2 separate regions of the Homo sapiens genome follow, and region 1 is linked to region 2. The links are chromatin loops, found by intact Hi-C in ENCODE. Cell type or tissue: heart right ventricle. All regions are shown on one strand. Each heading gives the region's core, and the rest is flanking DNA. Links, peaks and the distances in the headings are about the cores only. Region 1 holds the start of MIR3940 (microRNA 3940). Region 2 overlaps MLLT1 (MLLT1 super elongation complex subunit).

The links. Peaks named below come from ENCODE experiments on the same cell type or tissue, not always from the same donor. Only the 100,000 strongest peaks of a DNase experiment are listed, where the experiment ranks them.
Region 1: a loop joins it to region 2, with 2.4 times the contacts of the local background. A loop is called at or near these places in 7 of 110 quality-filtered maps.

The regions. Positions count from the first base shown.
Region 1 is chr19:6,406,500-6,417,430 of GRCh38, reverse strand. It overlaps KHSRP (KH-type splicing regulatory protein), which reads left to right. Exons shown (of 19, transcript NM_001366299.1): 12 at 344-444; 13 at 549-693; 14 at 781-941; 15 at 1,024-1,133; 16 at 1,535-1,623; 17 at 1,697-1,897; 18 at 1,974-2,051; 19 at 2,130-4,329. The coding sequence ends at 2,407. MIR3940 (microRNA 3940) reads left to right here and starts at 920; the gene lies at 920-1,021. It also overlaps the pseudogene LOC390877. RefSeq lists enhancers at 4,085-4,909, 4,910-5,734. In heart right ventricle, for the core only: a CTCF peak has its summit at 4,826 (motif pointing right); no DNase peak of the experiment used is centred there; H3K27ac peaks cover 893 bases.
Region 2 is chr19:6,220,622-6,228,621 of GRCh38, reverse strand. MLLT1 (MLLT1 super elongation complex subunit) reads left to right here. Exons shown (of 12, transcript NM_005934.4): 5 at 1,520-1,645; 6 at 5,938-6,501. Among named protein-coding and RNA genes, the nearest start is that of MLLT1, 55 kb to the left of the region's middle. RefSeq lists an enhancer at 889-1,554. In heart right ventricle, for the core only: a CTCF peak has its summit at 4,127 (motif pointing left); no DNase peak of the experiment used is centred there; H3K27ac peaks cover 1,690 bases.

The sequences.
Region 1 (10,931 bases), core at 1-8,000, 190 kb before region 2:
CTCTGGGCTCTTGCCAGTCCTCAGGCAGTCTCTGAGCTGCCTGCCGTGGGGAGAAGGGCCCCTCTGGCTTTTCAGAGATTTATTGTTCTGTAAAATCTCTCAGTGCTGGGGGTGCTGTGTGCTGGAAGAAGCTTGAGCCACCTCCTGGCTTGGCCGTGGGTTTCCTTCTCTGGGAATGTGGGCCGCCTCCCCCTCAATCCCTGAGCGAGTGGAGGCTGGGAGCGGCGCAGCGCGTCTGAGATCTCAGGCCGGCGTGGTGTCTGCGCTGGAGGCGGCGTTGCAGGGCTCTGGGGTGGGCTCTTCTTTTAAACTTGTGTCTCTGCTCTCTCGGTGCTGGCCTCAGATGACGGGACAGGGCCCGAGAAGATTGCTCATATAATGGGGCCCCCAGACAGGTGCGAGCACGCAGCCCGGATCATCAACGACCTCCTCCAGAGCCTCAGGGTAGGTGGCCCCGGGTGCTGAAGGGGCTGGCAGGGCCTCCAGGGGAGTGCAAGACCAGACCGGCTTCCAGGGTTCATCATCCTCCTCCTCCTCTTGTCTTGCAGAGTGGTCCCCCAGGTCCTCCAGGGGGTCCAGGCATGCCCCCGGGGGGCCGAGGCCGAGGAAGAGGCCAAGGCAATTGGGGTCCCCCTGGCGGGGAGATGACCTTCTCCATCCCCACTCACAAGTGTGGGCTGGTCATCGGCCGAGGTGAGTGTGGCCCCCTGCACCCTATCCCTTGCCCCCTCTTCCCTGGGCCATCACTGCAGGCCACCTTCACCTTCTGCGTTTCTGCAGGTGGCGAGAATGTGAAAGCCATAAACCAGCAGACGGGAGCCTTCGTAGAGATCTCCCGGCAGCTGCCACCCAACGGGGACCCCAACTTCAAGTTGTTCATCATCCGGGGTTCACCCCAGCAGATTGACCACGCCAAGCAGCTTATCGAGGAAAAGATCGAGGTGGGTTGGGGCGGGCTCTGGGGATTTGGTCTCACAGCCCGGATCCCAGCCCACTTACCTTGGTTACTCTCCTTCCTTCTAGGGTCCTCTCTGCCCAGTTGGACCAGGCCCAGGTGGCCCAGGCCCTGCTGGCCCAATGGGGCCCTTCAATCCTGGGCCCTTCAACCAGGGGCCACCCGGGGCTCCCCCACAGTGAGTATCCTCTGCCTCCTGGGTTTTGAGGCCGGGGGCTTACTGAGCTGGCAAGAAGAATAGCAGACCCCATTTCCCTTTCCCTAGAAGTGCAGGCGGGGGGCCTCATCCAGCCCATTTTTGTGGATACCATCAACAGGCCCTCTCCTGTCTACTGGTAGAGCATGTGCCTTTCAGCATCCCTCTGTGCACGTGCAAGTTTCGCGGCTTCTTTCATGTCCTCAAGCTGACGCTGCGCGTCCTTCGAGTTGCTTCTTGTCTAGGCCTTTCCCAGGCGCCCCGTTGAGCCTGGTGGTCTGGGTCTCTGGCGCCTCCCCACTGAAAAACATCCCCACCCCAGGTGGTCCGGCTGCGGCCACCCCCGCACCACTGCTCAAGCATCCCTTTCTTCTCTCCTGCAGTGCCGGGGGGCCCCCTCCTCACCAGTACCCACCCCAGGGCTGGGGCAATACCTACCCCCAGTGGCAGCCGCCTGCTCCTCATGACCCAAGTAAGTGATGGGCCACCTGGCGGAGGGCAGGCCCTGTTCTGTCCCCCCGTCTCACCCGAGGTATCTCCTGCAGGCAAAGCAGCTGCAGCGGCCGCGGACCCCAACGCCGCGTGGGCCGCCTACTACTCACACTACTACCAGCAGCCCCCGGGCCCCGTCCCCGGCCCCGCACCGGCCCCTGCGGCCCCACCGGCTCAGGGTGAGCCCCCTCAGCCCCCACCCACCGGCCAGTCGGACTACACTAAGGCCTGGGAAGAGTATTACAAAAAGATCGGTGAGTCTGCAGGGTGGCGGGGGGGCTCCAGCCCTGCCGGGGGAGTGGTTTCTGACCTGTCTCGGCGCCCGCACAGGCCAGCAGCCCCAGCAGCCCGGAGCACCCCCACAGCAGGACTACACGAAGGCTTGGGAGGAGTACTACAAGAAGCAAGGTGAGTGGCCACCATGCGGGGACAGGGGCAGGGGCAGCCCTCACCCACAGCCTCTCACCTGCCTTTGTCCACCCACAGCGCAAGTGGCCACCGGAGGGGGTCCAGGAGCTCCCCCAGGCTCCCAGCCAGACTACAGTGCCGCCTGGGCGGAATATTACAGACAGCAGGCCGCTTACTACGGACAGACCCCAGGTCCTGGCGGCCCCCAGCCGCCGCCCACGCAGCAGGGACAGCAGCAGGCAAGTGGGAATTGCCACCCTCCTCCTCCTCCTTTCTCCTTCCAACCCCCGGCCACCGTCCATCCTGCCTTAGTGGGTAGCGCCGGAAACCCCTTCCCCTGCGGGGTGTGCCCTTGATGCCTGCAGCGGGGGCCGTGTGGCCGGAGGTCTCCGGGAGTCCCCACGCACCGCCAGGGAAGCATTCGCTGGGTCCAGAGGTTAAACGAAGAGGCCTCCCTGCGCCGGCTGCTTGTTCCTGTGTGCCGCTGTCGTGATGCTGGGGAGCGCTGAGACTCGCAGGCGGGACTTCTGAACTGCTGGGGAGTCGGGGGGCAGGCAGACAGCGCGGACGGTGGGCACCGGCCCGGCCGCCACCACCTCGCTCACAATCTGGCCACTTGGGAAGAAAACGTCTATTTTTTCCCCTTCTCTGCATCACTTTTTTGGTTTTTGTTCTTTTTATTCTTTTATTTTTTAAACCCATGATCTTTTTTCCTGTGTCCAAGTGACTGTGTTGCAGGCGGCCTGGCTCTGGCAGGGACTGGTGGGGACGCGGGGAGCGGCCCAGGCCCCTGCCCCGCCGGGCTCAGCCTCCCATGCGCTCGCGCTTGCCTGTGTCCCGGGCTTGTCTGTGAAGTGGGCGTGAAGATCGTTGCCACCTTCCAACCTACCTCACAGGGGTGTTGTGGGGACACCATGATCTCTGGATTGTTCATGTCGTCGTGCTGCGCCGGGAGCCACCGCCCTCCGGAGACAGGGCAGCTCCCCTACGACCCTAGCGCCTCCGCCCTCCGCGGCCCCTCTCCTCTCTTCCTGCTCTGTCCCTCCTTCTCCATCAGGGAGCAGCGTGACTTCAGCGAGTCCCGCGAGCACCTGGCTAGACAGTTAACAAGCACGTCCTTCCAGCCTGAGCCAGCGCAGGTTTGGGAGGGGGCTTCCTGGCCCCCCCCACGGTGTTCCAGCCCCTCCTCTCTTCCGCCCCCTAGTCTCCCACCCTTCCCTCCCCGTAGTGACCAATTCCTATCTCTTCCCTCTCCGCAGGCTCAATGAATCGAATGAATGTGAACTTCTTCATCTGTGAAAAATCTTTTTTTTTTCCATTTTGTTCTGTTTGGGGGCTTCTGTTTTGTTTGGCGAGAGAGCGATGGCTGCCGTGGGGAGTACTGGGGAGCCCTCGCGGCAAGCAGGGTGGGGGGGACTTGGGGGCATGCCGGGCCCTCACTCTCTCGCCTGTTCTGTGTCTCACATGCTTTTTCTTTCAAAATTGGGATCCTTCCATGTTGAGCCAGCCAGAGAAGATAGCGAGATCTAAATCTCTGCCAAAAAAAAAAAAAAACTTAAAAATTAAAAACACAAAGAGCAAAGCAGAACTTATAAAATTATATATATATATATTAAAAAGTCTCTATTCTTCACCCCCCAGCCTTCCTGAACCTGCCTCTCTGAGGATAAAGCAATTCATTTTCTCCCACCCTCGGCCCTCTTGTTTTTAAAATAAACTTTTAAAAAGGAAAAAAAAAAGTCACTCTTGCTATTTCTTTTTTTTAGTTAGAGGTGGAACATTCCTTGGACCAGGTGTTGTATTGCAGGACCCCTTCCCCCAGCAGCCAAGCCCCCTCTTCTCTCCCTCCCGCCCTGGCTCAGCTCCCGCGGCCCCGCCCGTCCCCCCTCCCAGGACTGGTCTGTTGTCTTTTCATCTGTTCAAGAGGAGATTGAAACTGAAAACAAAATGAGAACAACAAAAAAAATTGTATGGCAGTTTTTACTTTTTATCGCTCGTTTTTAACTTCACAAATAAATGATAACAAAACCTCCCCGTCTGCGGGTGCTGTCTGTCTCCCCCCCTTTCCTTCCCTCCCTGTAGTTTTGAAGCGGATGTTTGTTCTTTATAGATGTTGTTTAAAAAGCCTGATAATGGTGATTGAAATTTACAAACTTTGTGTTTTTTTTTTTTTAAGAAAAATATAAAATAGTTTTCTTCAGGCTCAATGTGCTTTCCTAACCGTGCCCCCCCCCCTTTTTTTTTTTTGTTAAATAAAGTGCTTTTTGTTTAAAAAAGACTGCGTGCTGGCCGCAGTTGTGTTTGTGAGAGGAAACAAGTTGAGCAAGTCTCAGCCAATTAGAGTGGGGTGTGGCCCCCCAAGACTTTCCCCTTCCCATGTGGGAAGGGGAGGCTGGCTGAGCCCAGCACTGCTGTCTTCCCCTACCCAGTTTCCCTCCAGCACCTTGGGGAGCAAGGCGCTCAGGAGGGCCTCAGGGACCGGCGTTCCCATGGATGGGCTGTTGCTACAGGAGGTCCTCTGGCCTGTTAACGTTCAGAGCCCTGAGGTGGGAGCCAGGCCCGCGTCAGTGCTCGCTGGGTGATGGGACCGGATGTGAGGTGGGAGAGGGCACCGAGGGGCCACCCAAGCTGTTTGGACCTGGGCAGGTGTCTTGCAGCCCCGCATGCAGCTGCAGGGTCTCTGAGGTTGTGGCTGAATGCCAGCGTTTAAAACTCGCTTCATCTTAGATGTCCTGGGCTCATGGGCCTGGTGATAGCCCCGGCAGGAGCCAGTAACAGCTGTGGCCTCTAGGGGGGGCTGTTGACAGTCCCCTGACCCATGCAGGTGTGCCAGGCACCTGGCCCAGTGGGGCATGTTCCTTGGTGGCCCCTGGCCAACCTCCCTGGTGGGGAAACAGACCCCGGGAAAGGGAACCTGTTGCTCTGGAATCACAGGGGGCATCGGTCCCCCTTTCTGGAGGTCTCACCTCCTAGGTACGCACCCTTCCCACGTACTGCACGGGTTCCGGTGAGGGGCAAGGCCCACCCCCAGCCCCTCTGTCTCACTGCAGACTCTCAATGACAGAGCAGCACTTGGCAAAGATGTTCTCTGGTGCTGCTTCTGCCGGGATCTAGAGAAAGGGGAGCCGCAGGGGTCAGGTCTGGGCCCCACGGCAGGGACACCACCCTCTCCCGCTCAGACCCTGGGAAAATCCCAGAGGCATGCACGTGAAGGGAGAGGGGACAGGGTCAGGAAAGCTTGTGTTGCTGACTGCTGTGTGAGGGCGTGCAGGGAGGCCCCACCAGTGTCCCATTGCCTTCCCACGTGAGCCAAGGCTGGGTTCTCAAGGCATTTCCTGGGGGAATGGGAATCCCCCAGGTTACCTGGTAGGAAAGCGAGGACCAGGCCCGGGTGACCCTGGACTGTTAAAGCCAGACTTGTTCCCTAGGGGTTGGGGTGCAGTGAGCCAGAAGCGGGGAGCACCTACGTTTCAGAGCAGGTTATTGCGCTGGTAGGTCAAGACCGGCTCACACAAGGTATAGTGCGTGTCCAAGCGCTGGTGGATGGCCAGCTCCGAGTCGTCTGCCCGGTGCTCCACCTGGCCCCAGTGTAGCACTCGTCGGAGCATCGTCTCCATGGAGCAGTCAAACACGATGACGACGCTGGGGGCCTGGCCCACCTAGGAACCCGAACAAGGGGGCTGGGTGTGGAGGGACCAGGCACAGTGGCTCCAGAACCCCGGCTTCCCCAGAAACCAGGTATCTAGGATTACGTGGGCAGGTAAGAAATAATCAGGCCACCCTGGTCTGTTTTATTTATTTATTTATTTATTTATTTATTTATTTATTTGGGCACGTAAGGAATAATCAGGCCACCCTGGTCTGTTTTATTTATTTATTTATTTATTTATTTATTTATTTATTTATTTATTGAGATGGAGTCCCACTCTGTCGCACAGGCTGGAGTGCAATAGCACGATCTCAGCTCACGGCAACCACCTCCTCCCAGGTTCAAGCAATTCTCCTGGCTCAGCCTCCCAAGTAGCTGGCATTACAGGTGCACACCACCACACCCAGCTGATTTTTGTACTTTTAGTAGAGACGGGATTTTGCCATGTTGGTCAGGCTAGTCTCGAACTCCTAACCTCAGGTGATCCTCCCGTCTTGGCCTCCCACAGTGCTGGGATTATAGGCGTGAGCCACCATGCCCAACCTTGTTTTATTTTTCTAGCTCAAGTTTTACGTATTTACTTTTTGGAGAGGACAGGACATTCACTGCCAAACACACACACACACACAGTGAAGCATCTCGCCATCTCCAACCACCCAGGGTCACTCTCCCTGGAGGCAGCCTAGTTACCTGCTCCTGTGTCTCCTTCGAAAGCTATGAGGCATGCACACTGCAAGCAAATATGGTTCTAATACTTTTTTCCTCCTCTTTTTTTTTTTTTTTTCCTTGAAACAGAGTCTTGCTCTGTCAACCAGGCTGGAGTGCGGTGGCGCGATCTCGGCTCGCCGCAACCTCCGTCTCCCAGGTTCAAGCAATTCTCCTGCCTCAGCTTCCCAAGTAGCTGGGATTACAGGCAGCCACCACCACGCCCAGCTAATTTTTGTATTTTTAGTAGGAACGGGGTTTCGCCATGTTGGCCAGGGTAGTCTCGAACTCCTGAGCTCAGGTGATCTGCCCACCTCAGCCTCCCAAAGTGCTGGGATTACAGGCATGAGCCACCGCGCCCAGCCTAAAAAGTAAAATATTCTTAAGTGACTCAAAAGGATACTTGCACAGAAGGATCAGATATATATTCTTGGATAGAAAGACTCAACATTATAAAGGAGCTGAGTCTTCCCAAACTAGTTTATAATTGTCATGTGATCCAAATGTGATGCAATGGCCAAGCATGATGGCTCACGCCTGTAATCCCAGCACTTTGGGAGGCTGAGGTGGGTGGATCACTTGAGGTGAGGAGTTCCAGCCCAACCTGGCCAACACAGTGAAACCCCATCTCTACTAAAAATACGAAAATTATCCGGGCGTGGTGGTGCACGCCTATAGTCCCAGCAACTCGGGAGGCTGAAGCAGGAGAATCGCTTGAACCCGGGAGGCAGAGGTTGCAGTGAGCAGAGATCACACCACTGCACTCCAGCCTGGGCAACACAGCAAGACTCTGCCTCAAAAAAAAAGAAAAGAAAAGAAGAAAGGAAAAAGCCAACAACCTGTCAGAAAAAAAAAAAAAATATATATATATATATATATAGAGAGAGAGAGAGAGAGAAAGAGTTTACTGAAGAAGACAACAAAACACCTTTCAAACTTTTTGTATTTTTAGAGACAGGGTCTCACTCTGTTGCCTGGGCTGGAGTGTAGTGGCAAGATCATAGCTCACTGCAGCCCTGAACTCCTGGGCTCAAGCGATCTCCCACCTCAGCCTCCTGAATAGCTAGGACTACAGGTATGTGTCCCTGTGCCCAGCTTGGCCCTTAAACTTTGCAAAAGATATTAAAACTCAATTGTAGCCAGAGAAATGCTCATTACAACCACACTGAAATACCACTTCTCACCTACACAGGTTGACAAAAATCCAAAACCTTGGCAGCATGTTCTGTAGGTCTCACTGTAAATGTAAAATGAAGAGGAATCTGGTGATGGCTAGCAAAATTATGCATTTCTCTTTAATCCAGCAATTCCACTCCTAATCTATTTCAAGGATACTAGCAAAAAGGTGAAATGACATGCAAAGGTTATTATTTAATGTGGCATTGTCTGTAGTGGCAAAGGATTGAAAGTAATTTATTGCCCATAGGAGATTAGCTGAATATACAATGGCGTGGCCACACAATGGAATACTACACAGCTGTAAAAAAAGAAACAAGGAATATCTCTTGACACTGATGTGAGATATTCTGGATGGATATATGGCAAAGTTAAAAAAAACAAAAAAACAGGCTGGCATGGTGGCTCAGGCCTGTCATCCCAGCACTTAGGGAGGCCGAGGCGGGCAGATCGTTTGAGGTCACGAGTTTGAGACCAGCCTGGCCAACATGGTGAAACCCCGTCTCTATTAAAAATATAAAAATTATCCTGGCATGGTGGTGCACGCCTGCAGACCCAGCTACTCAGGAGACTGAAGCAGGAGAATCGCTTGACCCAGGAAGCAGAGATTTCAGTGAGCCAAGATGACACCACTGCACTCCAGTCTGGACAACAGAGAAAAGAAGTTGATGTAATGAAATACTGCAAACGCACACAGAAGAGGATAGCGTGAGGAATCCCCAGACAGCCAGGTCTAACCATTGTTGTATCTGTGCCCAAACCTCTTGTGAATGCTGGTTATGGGTTTTTGGGTTTTTTTCAGACAAGGTCTACTTTTGTCACCCAGGCTAGATAGAGTGCAGTGGCGTGACCATAGCTCACTGGGGCCTTGAACTACCCAACTCAAGTGATCCTCCCGCCTCAGCCTTCTGAGTGGGGGGGAAAAAAAAGGATACAAGGTCATTTGAAATAATTATTTTCTGACTGGGCACGGTGGCTCACGCCTGTAATCCCAGCACTTTGGGAGGCCAAGATGGGCAGATCACTTGAGGTCAGGAGTTCGAGACCAGCCTAACCAACATGGTGAAACCCCATCTCTACTAAAAATACAAAATTAGCTGGGTGTGGTGGTGCGTGCCTTTAATCCCAGCTACTTGGGAGGCTGAGGCAGGAGAATCGCTTGAACCCAGGAAGCGGAGGTTGCAGTGAGCCCAGATTGTGCCATTGCACTCCAGCCTGAGTGACAGAGCAAGACTCCATATAAAAAGATATATATATATATTTTCTGTGTAATTAAGGAATGCAATAGATACATAGTTGGGTCATTTGTTTCAGTTAGGTTTCATTATGTAGGGTTGCCTGGCCAACCCTGTATTTTTATTATGGTGCATCTATAGTGGGATAGAGTTGGTCCTCCATATGCGTGAGTTCTGCATCTGTGAATTCAACTAACCTCAGACTGAAAATATTTGGATGCCGGGCGCAGTAGCTCACGCTTGTAATCTCAGCACTTTGGGAGGACAAGGTGGGCAGATCACTTGAGGCCAGGAGTTCGAGACCAGCCTGGCCAACATGGTGAAACCCCATCTCTACTAAAAATACAAAAAATTAGCCGGGTGTGGTAGTAATCTCAGCTACTCGGGATGCTGAGGCAGGAGAATCGCTTGAACCCAGGAGGCGGAGGTTGCAGTGAGCCGAGATCGCGCCATTGCGCTCCAGCCTGGGCAACAAAAGGGAAATTCTGTCTCAAAAAAGAAAAAAGAAAAGAAAATATTTGGAAAACAAGTTGCCTCTGTATTGAACATGTATAGACTTTTTTTTTTTTTTTTTAAGACAGGGTCTGGTTTTTTTCCCCATACCTCACAATGTCCAAAATAAAATTCTTTTTTTTATTTGTTTGAGACAGGGTCTTGCTGAAGTACAGTGGCGCAATCATAGCTCACTGTAGCCTCAAACTCCTGGGCTCAAGCGATCTCACCTCACTCTCCTGAGTAGCTGGGACCACAGGCGTGGGCCACCTTGCCCAGCCCAGAATTTTTTCCTTGTCATTATTCCCTAAGCAATACACTATAACAACTATTTACATAACATTTACATTGTTTTAGGTATTACAAGTAATCTAGAGATGACTTACAGTATATGAGAGGGTGATCATAGGTTCTATGCAAATACTATGCTATTTTATTATTTAACTCTTTGAATATGTAATTTATTTAGAGATGGGGTCTCACTATGTTGCCCAGGCCGGCCTCAAACTCCTGAGCTCCCACTTCGGCCTCCCAAAGTGCTGGGATTACAGGTGTGATTACCGTACCTGGCCACTACTGTGTTATTGTATATCAGAAATGTGAGCAGCCAGGTGTGGTGCCTCACGCCTGTAATCCCAGCACTTTGGGAGGCCGAGGTGGGTGGATCGCCTGAGGTCAGGAGTTCAAGACCAGCCTGGCCAACATGGAGAAACCCTGTCTCTACTAAAAATACAAAATTAGCCGGGCATGGTGCCACATGCTTATAATCCCAGCTACTCAGGAGGCTGAGGCAGGAGAATTGCTTGAACCCGGGATGCGGAGGTTGTAGTGAGAAGAGATCACGCCACTACACTCCAGCCTGGCGACAGAGCGAGACCCTGTCTCAAAAACAAACAAACAAAAAAACTTCAGCATCCATGGATTTTGGTATCTGAGACAGATCCTGGAACCAATCCCCCATGGATACAGAGGACCTACATATTAAAGGAAAACGAGGCCAAGCACGGTGGCTCACGCCTGTAATCCCAGCACTTTGGGAGGCCAAGGCGGGTGGATCACCTGAGGTCAGGAGTTTGAGACCAGCCTGGCCAACATGACGAAATCCCATTTCTATTAAAAATACAAAAATTATCCAGAGATCGCTTGAACCTGGGAGGCAGAGGTTGCAGTGAGCCGAGATCATGCCACTGCACTCCAGCCTGGACAAAGGACAAGACTCTGTCTCAAAAAAGAAAACTAAAATAAATAAATAATAATAATAAAGGAAAATGAGAGCTATAAAGAAATCTTAAACTTCCTTTTCTAATTTTATTCTTTTATTTATTGTTTTGACCCAATAATTGTACATGTGTATAGGGTACATAGTGATGTTTCAACACATATAGTTTTATTCTTAGTAGTTAATGTTGGCATATTGTTTTCAAACTATTTGGTATCTAATGGTATGATGCAAATGAGTATGTTAGTGGTATTAAGAACCAAAATTTTTAGGGAAAGAGAAAAGGGAAGGAACAACACTGTAAGTGTCACGTGAACGTGAAATATCAGAATGAACTTGTGATTTCTTTTTCTCTTTCAAGAGTATGTGTTTCTTAGCTCTGTTCACTGGGAAGATCCAGAAAC
Region 2 (8,000 bases), core at 1-8,000:
GTCAGCGAGCGCTGCTTTCTCTGCTCCTCTCACTGGGGGTTGCTTGGAGATCGGTAATGGGAGAGAGGGTAGGACTTTCCGCCGTTCCAGCCTTGTGCCCCTTAGGACCGTGTCTTGTCTCTGCCCCCATGGCTGAGGGTCTGTGTTTCCGCCGGGGAGCCTGGTCCTCCTGGCAGCACTTGTTGGAGGTGGGAGTCATCTGCGTGTTCAGTTCCCAGTTCCTTTTTCTCAACGGTCTGTGCTAGAGCGAGACACTGCGTGATCCTGAAACAGTCAGTCTAGGGCATTGTTTTGAGGGGAAAGAAGGTAAATTACCATGAGAGTCGAAGGAATGGGCCTGAGAGCGAATGGGGCTCAGCCTCCTGGCAAGCCCGTCTGTGCATGGCAGCCTTCTGTGGCTCCTCCGTGAGCTTGCGTGATGTGCGTGCTCCAGAGTGTGGAGGGCCTCCCGTGGCGTGTTTTCAGGGACGGCTGGGGCACACATGCTGTCAGTGCTGAGCTATCATGGTCAGACAGGCTCTGAGAAGCAGCTCAGAGCAGGGACCCTAGGGGCCCATGGCCTCTTTTCAGCCAATGTCCCCATGGCCGCATGACATCAGTGTCCTTAGATGAAAGGCTTGGCTGGCCGGGAACTGCAGGTGCTCAAGGCTGTTAGCAGTGCTTCTTCTACCGACTTCAATACTTTTTTTTTGAAGTGTATTTTCTTCTTTTGTTCTCTCTTGCGGCCATCTGGGAGGCTTTTCTCTGTGGTGGTGGCATTCCTTAACTCGCAGTGTTGATATCTCAAGACCTTGCTCCGAGCTTCCCCCTGCACAGCAGGTGTTTCCTGGGAGCCCTCCTGGAAGGACCCCAGAACTTTCGTCATCCGTAGCCTCTGATGGAGCGCAGGAGCAGGTGCCCCATGCTGCAGGCTCGCTGGCTCACTCGGGCCTGCTTTGCAGAGAGACCCCCCCAGTAGGCACAGGTCGTCTGCCTTGGTCTCGGCCTCAGCCTGGGTGCTCTTGCCCTGTTCGGGTCCGCTGCAGTCACCGCACACCAAGGACGGCTCATTCTCCGGGCACGTGGGACCCACTGGAGTTGCACCCATGTGCACCCCGGGAAGTTGCTGCCTGCCTTTCGCAGGCATCTGGCTGGCCTCTCACACTTCTGAGCTGTTCCCCCTAAACCTAAGCGCGTAGGTCAGGCTTCGGCCGCAGCTGCCTTCTCATGATTCTCAGTGTGCTCCGCAAGTCTTCTTGGGCCAGCCCTCCGGTCCACTGTTCCCGGAAGGCCGCGTGGCCCCACCTGGTCCCAGCCATCCTGGGACCCTGGGCTTTTCTTCGCTCCCCACCCATGCCTGCTTCTTCTGCGTGCTCAGCACCCAGTCCCCAGCAGGGAAGCACCTGGGATTCTTTCGGGAAAGCGCTCAGGCTCTCCCTTCTCCCCTCCTGCAGAGGGAAGCCCCACCACCTTCAGCCCGGCCCGTGTGGGCCCCCTGCCCCCTGCCCATCGATAATGACTGTCTCTTCTCTGTCACTAGGTGATGGTAATGCCCGAAGGAGCAGACACGGTGTCCAGGCCCAGTCCCGACTACCCCATGTTACCCACAATTCCACTCTCTGCCTTCTCTGACCCCAAGAAGACCAAACCATCCCACGGCTCCAAGGTTAGTGAGGCGGAAGGCCCAGTCGCGTGGGAGCGCCGGGGCCCAGCTGTGGTGGGTCTGGCCCCGGCGCCCTCCCTCCACTGGGCTGGGCCTTCCGCACCTGCTCGCTCCCTTGGCGTCTTCCTCTTTGAGCTCTCTGCACACCCCTCGCTGCGCACTGCCGCTTCCCTAGGATTTCAGGAATAAGCCCGTGATCATGGGCTCTTTGCCCTGTTCATCTTGAGGCCAGAGACCCTGCCTAGTCCTCTCCCGTTCTGCCAAGTGATGGCAGGGCCCCAGGACTGCTCGGCCTGAAGCCCTGAGACCTTCGCCGAAGGCTGTTGGGGCGGCCGCTGGGTAGAGTGTCTCTGTCTAGGCTGCAGCTACCCACCTCTTCAACCCTCCTGAGGGCAGCTGGGGCTACTTCTGCCCTTGGCTATGCCAGGCTTTGCATCTCGGGCTATGGCTCACTGCAGAGTTTCGTGGGGGAAGGGCAGGGGAAGCCAGGTGGGTGCCAGCTGAATTTCAGTGTGGAAGAAACTTTTTACGGTCTCATCTCGGCCCAGTCGGTCAGGTGGGTGGCACTCGGCCTTTCTGAGGCTTCTCTCTCTAAACCATCCCTGAGCAGCAATTCAGAAGACAAGCTAGAAAGCCCTTTGATGGCATCACAGTGTCCCTTTAACCCCTGAGCACGCCCCAGTCCTCTGTAGCTGCCCACTCAGCACAGCCGTTCCTGGAGGCTGAGCGGCACGGGCCCTCGGGGCAGCTGCCCGGTGCCTGCCACCCACACATCTCTCCACCGGTCCTCTCCTTTCTCCTCACCTCACTTGTCTGCCAGGCCCTGCGTGTGGGCCCAGCCATCCCAGGCAGGACAGGCAGGGCTCTCCAGCTGCCTCACAGACTCACCGTCAGCCATGCGGGAGAAGAACCGCAGCACCCAGGCAGGTCTTTCTGGCTCTTTCCCCAAGGCCAGCAGGTCTTAGAAATCGTCAGACTTGCCAGATTCTCTGAGTAGGAAACGGAACCCTGGGGTCTCCCCACTCGGCCTCCTGGCCTATCTCTCCCTGAGCCTTGTGGAGGCTCAATGAAGGAAAAGCTCTTGCTGGGGATCTTGGCAGTGTCCCTCTCAGCTACCACAACAAGATTTCTTCTGTACGGGTCACTTCAAGCCACCTAAAACCCTGCGTAGAAAGGACTTCTTGGTTGGAGAGGTGCCCTCCCTGGGGCTGGCGGGGCTGCGTCTGCTGGGGCTGCTGGTGGTATCTTTTGCCGGAGTGTCTCTGAGACCCCTGGAGGCCCCAGCTGGTGAGTTTATCCACCAGGCTTAGGAGGCCTGTGGGCTCCACCCTCTCCGTCCCTGGAGGCTTCTCCAGCTACCGGGTGGAGAGATGTAGGCGGCATCTGTGGGGAGCATCGGGCAGCATGGGGTCCTGCCGAGGCACTTGTCTGCTGAGGGCATTCTGAGAAAGCCCCTCTGCCCCGAGCCCTAGCCTGGCGAATGAGCTGTCGGCCCCACCATGGAGCCCTGGGTGGCACAGGCCCATGAACCGGCCTCTTCCCCAGCTGAGCGACCTCCTTTGGTCACTGGCTCTCTGCCTGGAGAGTGAGTGGCCGGGCCATGTGCTCCAAGCAGAGGGGCCTCAGCAGGGCTCCCTGAGCCCAGAGAGATGGGATAGGTGGGCCTTTTGGGGCCTTGCCCATCAGAATCCCCAGGCCGGGGGACTGCTGGTGAGTGCAGCTGCGGCAGCTTTAGGGGACTCAGTCCTGGGGTTTTGTCCCCACTTCACAGCCACCACCCAAGAGTGGCGTGGCAGGCAGGAACCACAGCCTCATAGAGGGGGCAGGACCCTCTCACAGCCTTGCCTGGCAGCAGCTGCAGGGAGCCAGGTGTCACCCATGTAATGTCAGGTACTTGGCCTGGTTGCTCTTTCCCGTGGAGGTTCGCAGACAACCTTGCAAACGTGATTTTGATGGCTTCTCACCCTGGAGAGTGCTCATGTTATGCTTAAAATTTAGTGCCTAATTCGGATCACGAGGTCAGGAGATGGAGACCATCCTGGCTAACACGGTGAAACCCCGTCTCTACTAAAAATACAAAAAGTTAGCCGGGCGTGGTGGCGGGCGCCTGTAATCCCAGCTACTCGGGAGGCTGAGGCAGGAGAATGGCATGAACCCGGGAGGCGGAGCTTGCAGTGAGCCGAGATCGCACCACTGCACTCCAGCCTGGGCGACATAACAAGACTCCGTCTCAAAACAAAAGCAAACAAACAAACAAACAAAAAAATCGTAGTGCCTAATTTCAGAACCTGTGGTGTCGGGTGCCTGTGCTCCTGTGTGGGAAGACTCCTTCTAGCCAGGCAGGCCCTGGTGGCAATGGCGGCTCAGCTGACTCCAGGCCAGGGGCACACAGTGAGACCTGTGTTAGGGGCCTCTGACGTGCCTTTGGAGTTTGCTCTCATTCTGCCCTTGGTGGCTGTGACCCCGGCTGAGCTCCTGCAGCCCAGCTGGGCGTGTGTCCCCTGCTGGAAGAGGCCAGGGTGGCAGGTGGCATTGCAGTCTCTCACACCTCCCTCCTTGGGTAGTAGCTTGCTGTGGAGCACAGCCCCATTCCACACCCCAGCTCCCAAGGGGACACCCCCTGATAGCCCTGCATGGCCCAGGCCAGCTGGGGGGATTCTGGGGGCACTCCCGCTGTCCCAGGTGGAAGAGCCAGGCTGGGCACAGGGCTTGCCCTTTCTCCAAGGAGGTGGCAGAGGCCTCACAGCCACTGGTACTGTTCCTGAGCCTTTGACACTGAATGTGGGCTGTGGCTTTGCAAGAAGATGGCCAGCCCAGGAGACTGGCCATGGGGCAGCAGCTGTGTCTGCCCTGTGGTTTTTTGCTGGGAGGAGTCTGTCCCTGGACACTCAGGTGGTTTTCAGAGGCCTCTACCCAGCCTGCCCCTCCCGCATGTCTTTGGGGGATCTGTGAAGCGTGGCCCCCCTCCTCCCTGGTACTCTCACTGCTCCCGGAGCCCCTCCCCAGGGCCTTCGGGATCTGGCTGCTGCTGGCTTCTGTGCCGGGAGGCCAGGTACACAATTGTCTGGACAGGCTCTGGGGCCGCCGTGCACCTGCTGGCCGCTGCTCCTTTCCTAGCAAGGGTGGAGCCCCTGGTGGCTAACAGCAGAGAAGCCTGCTCAGTGCTCCTGGGTGCGTGGGGTGATACAGGGTCTCTGTAGGGAAGGTGAAGGCGTGGCTCCCACCGTGGGGAGTGCTGGCAGTGTGCCTATCGGATGGGGTGTAGGGCAGAAACATACAGCATACAAGCAGCAGCGCCCAGGCTGGCCGCGGGCTGAGCCAACTCAGCCATGGTGCTGGCAGCCCCCACACTGTGTGCTCGCTGCCAGCCTGGCCTGTGCCATTGCCCAGTGAGGTGGTGGCCTTGCCCTTCCTCGAGGAAGCAGGCACAGATGGCTTCGGTTTTCTGCCTGGGTCCTGTGGTGTGCAGGTCACAGAGCTGGGCTCACTCCTGGGCCTGTGTCCTGCTGCTCTCTGCCATCATCTTACCTCTGTCCTCAATGGGATCAGCCCCCGAGTCCAGCTCCACCCTAAACCCCCGGGGTTTCCGAGGCAGAGACCTAGGAATGTCCTCGGTGTTTTAGGAAAGCGACCCAGGCGGTTTCCCTTCTGAGAAGCCCGGGAGCTGTTTGCTCCGTGCGGTACCTGGGACCCAGGGACCCAGTGGGCGCTCAGCAGTTGGCTTCCCGAAGCCAGGCCTGAGCTGGCTGGACCCTGGGGGTGTGGAGTCCTGGGGAGAGGGGCCGACGGGGCTCAGAAAGGAAGCCCGTGAGTGACCGAGCAGGAAGCACTGAGCTTCCCGCACGTAGCATGAGTGCTGGGCGAAGGAGGCTGAGATGAGGGGCAGGGCTGCGTCCAGTGCCCGCCAGCACCCCGCAGTGCCAGCGCAGCCTCTGACTTGCCCAGGCCCAGCTGTGAGGTGTTAGGGCGGGCGGGTGCGGGCGAAGTGGCCATGCTCTGCCTGACTCACCCTGTGCTCTTCTTGAATCCCTCAGGGAATGTCAGTTCAATTCTGAGGGGAATCTTAGCCTGCAGCTGCCGGGGACCAGCTGACACTTCCTAGTAGTTTAAAGGGACAGCTCCATGTAAAACTCTCACCTACTGCCTTACCTTTTTGCTTTATGGAAGAGTTTCTCTAGCTGAGGCTGAATCAGGTGGATTATGCTTTGTAGGGGTCAGGGGTGGCGGAGCAGGGCGCCCCGCAATGCCACGTGACCTTGTCTCTCCCCTTGCCCTCCCTGCTCTTGGCCTTGCAGGACGCCAACAAGGAGAGCAGCAAGACCTCCAAGCCACACAAGGTGACCAAGGAGCACCGGGAGCGGCCCCGCAAAGACTCCGAGAGCAAGAGCTCCTCCAAGGAGCTGGAGCGTGAGCAGGCCAAAAGCTCCAAGGACACCTCGCGGAAGCTGGGCGAGGGCCGGCTGCCCAAGGAGGAGAAGGCGCCACCGCCCAAGGCTGCCTTCAAGGAACCCAAGATGGCCCTGAAAGAGACCAAGCTGGAAAGCACGTCCCCCAAGGGTGGGCCCCCACCCCCACCCCCACCCCCACCCCGGGCTTCCAGCAAGCGGCCGGCCACCGCCGACTCGCCAAAGCCCAGCGCCAAGAAGCAGAAGAAGAGCAGCTCGAAGGGGTCCCGGAGTGCTCCAGGCACCTCGCCCCGCACCTCCTCCTCCTCCTCCTTCTCGGACAAGAAGCCGGCCAAGGACAAGAGCAGCACCAGAGGGGAGAAGGTGAAGGCCGAGAGTGAGCCCCGGGAGGCCAAAAAGGCCCTGGAGGTGGAGGAGTCCAACTCAGAGGACGAGGCCTCCTTCAAGTCCGAGGTGAGTGAGTGCTGGGGGCAGGGCAGCCAGGTGCAGGCAGTGTGGTGGGACCCGCCTCCCTTCTGGAACAGCGGAAGGAGGTGGGATCTGAGCCAGGACCTCAGGTCTCACCAGCTGCTCCTCCCACTGGCTTCTTGTAACCTGGGGCCTCCACGCCTCACTAGGCTTCGGTTTCCCTGTCTGTCAGGTGATAAAGTCTGCCTCGTGAGGAGTCCCTCCTCGCCTCCTCGGTGGCATTTGTGGGTGGCTCTGGTAAAGCATGATGGTGTGGTCCTGAGGTTCTGAGCTCCCCTCCTCCAGCAGCCCCCTGCATGGGCCCGGGTCTTGGCCGCTCTGGTGCCAGTGGGCAAGCGTGTCTCATGGTTGCTCTGACCATGGCGTGGTCAGCCCGGCCTGGAGCTCTGCCAATAGGGCATCTGGGAGACTCACCCTTGTCTGGAGGTTAATGATGAGGGCTTCAGACAGCCCCTAGCCATGAGGAGCAACAGGTCCGTGCCCGGCTCCCTATTTAGGTGGCTGGTGGGGTCAAGAGCATCCCTCCTGCCCACACCCATCGCACACAGCTGTGACTTGGGGATACTCACATCTGGCCCCACCAGTGTCTGAGCTTGGAACGAGGACCCCTGTCAGGGACCGGCCTTGTCACCATGAGAGGCTGCTGGCTTGTCCCACAGCACAGCGTCCGGACATTCTCAGAGGACTGCATCAGACATGACTTGAGCCGCAAGAGCTGGTAGCCACCTCATGGTCTTGTGGCCAGACCCTGTTTGGGGCCTGGGACGGCGGTGGTGTCTTCCAGCGCTATTATCTGGCACTTGGCATTTAGACAACAGACACTGGGCCCGGTAAAAATGAATGAATGGATGGATGAGGGTTGGGCCATTTACCTCTGTTGCCAGCCCCAGCCCTCAGGGGCCTTTTGTGGGTCCGGCTTGCCCTCAAGGAAGCTTTGCCTCTGGGTTGCTGAGGCTTTGAAAAGCCGCTGGGGCTTTGAATGCAGGTCCCAGCCACAAAGCCCGAGGGGGTTATGTGGGCAGCGCTCATTGCCCCCAGGGCCCTCATGGAGGTGGTGGGGCTGGCTGGGGGTGACGGTCCAGCCTCTGGGTAACAGTGCATCCTGGCTCATAGACACATGGGCTGGCAAGGCTGAGTGCCCGGTGCTCCCATGGCTTGGCAGTGGCTGAAGACGGCACCATCTGCTATGACCCTGAGGCGGTGGGGGGGCCGGTGCCACCTTCCAGAAGTCCCGGCCCATCTCAGTAGCCCTCCCAGCTGTGGGAGGGCCTGGCGGTGCCTGCTGGGCACCGAGCCTGACCCCTTCTCTGCCTGTGCAGCAACCACAGCCCTGGGCAGGCGCTTGTCCCCTCCCTTCTACCCCAGGGTTGGGGATAGGTACTGAGTGACATGCAGTCCCAGGCCAGGCATCTCCAGGCGAGGTCTTCTGGTACCTGGGGCTGGGTGTGCAGCACGCTGGGCAGCGGCAAGGCAGCTCCACGGCC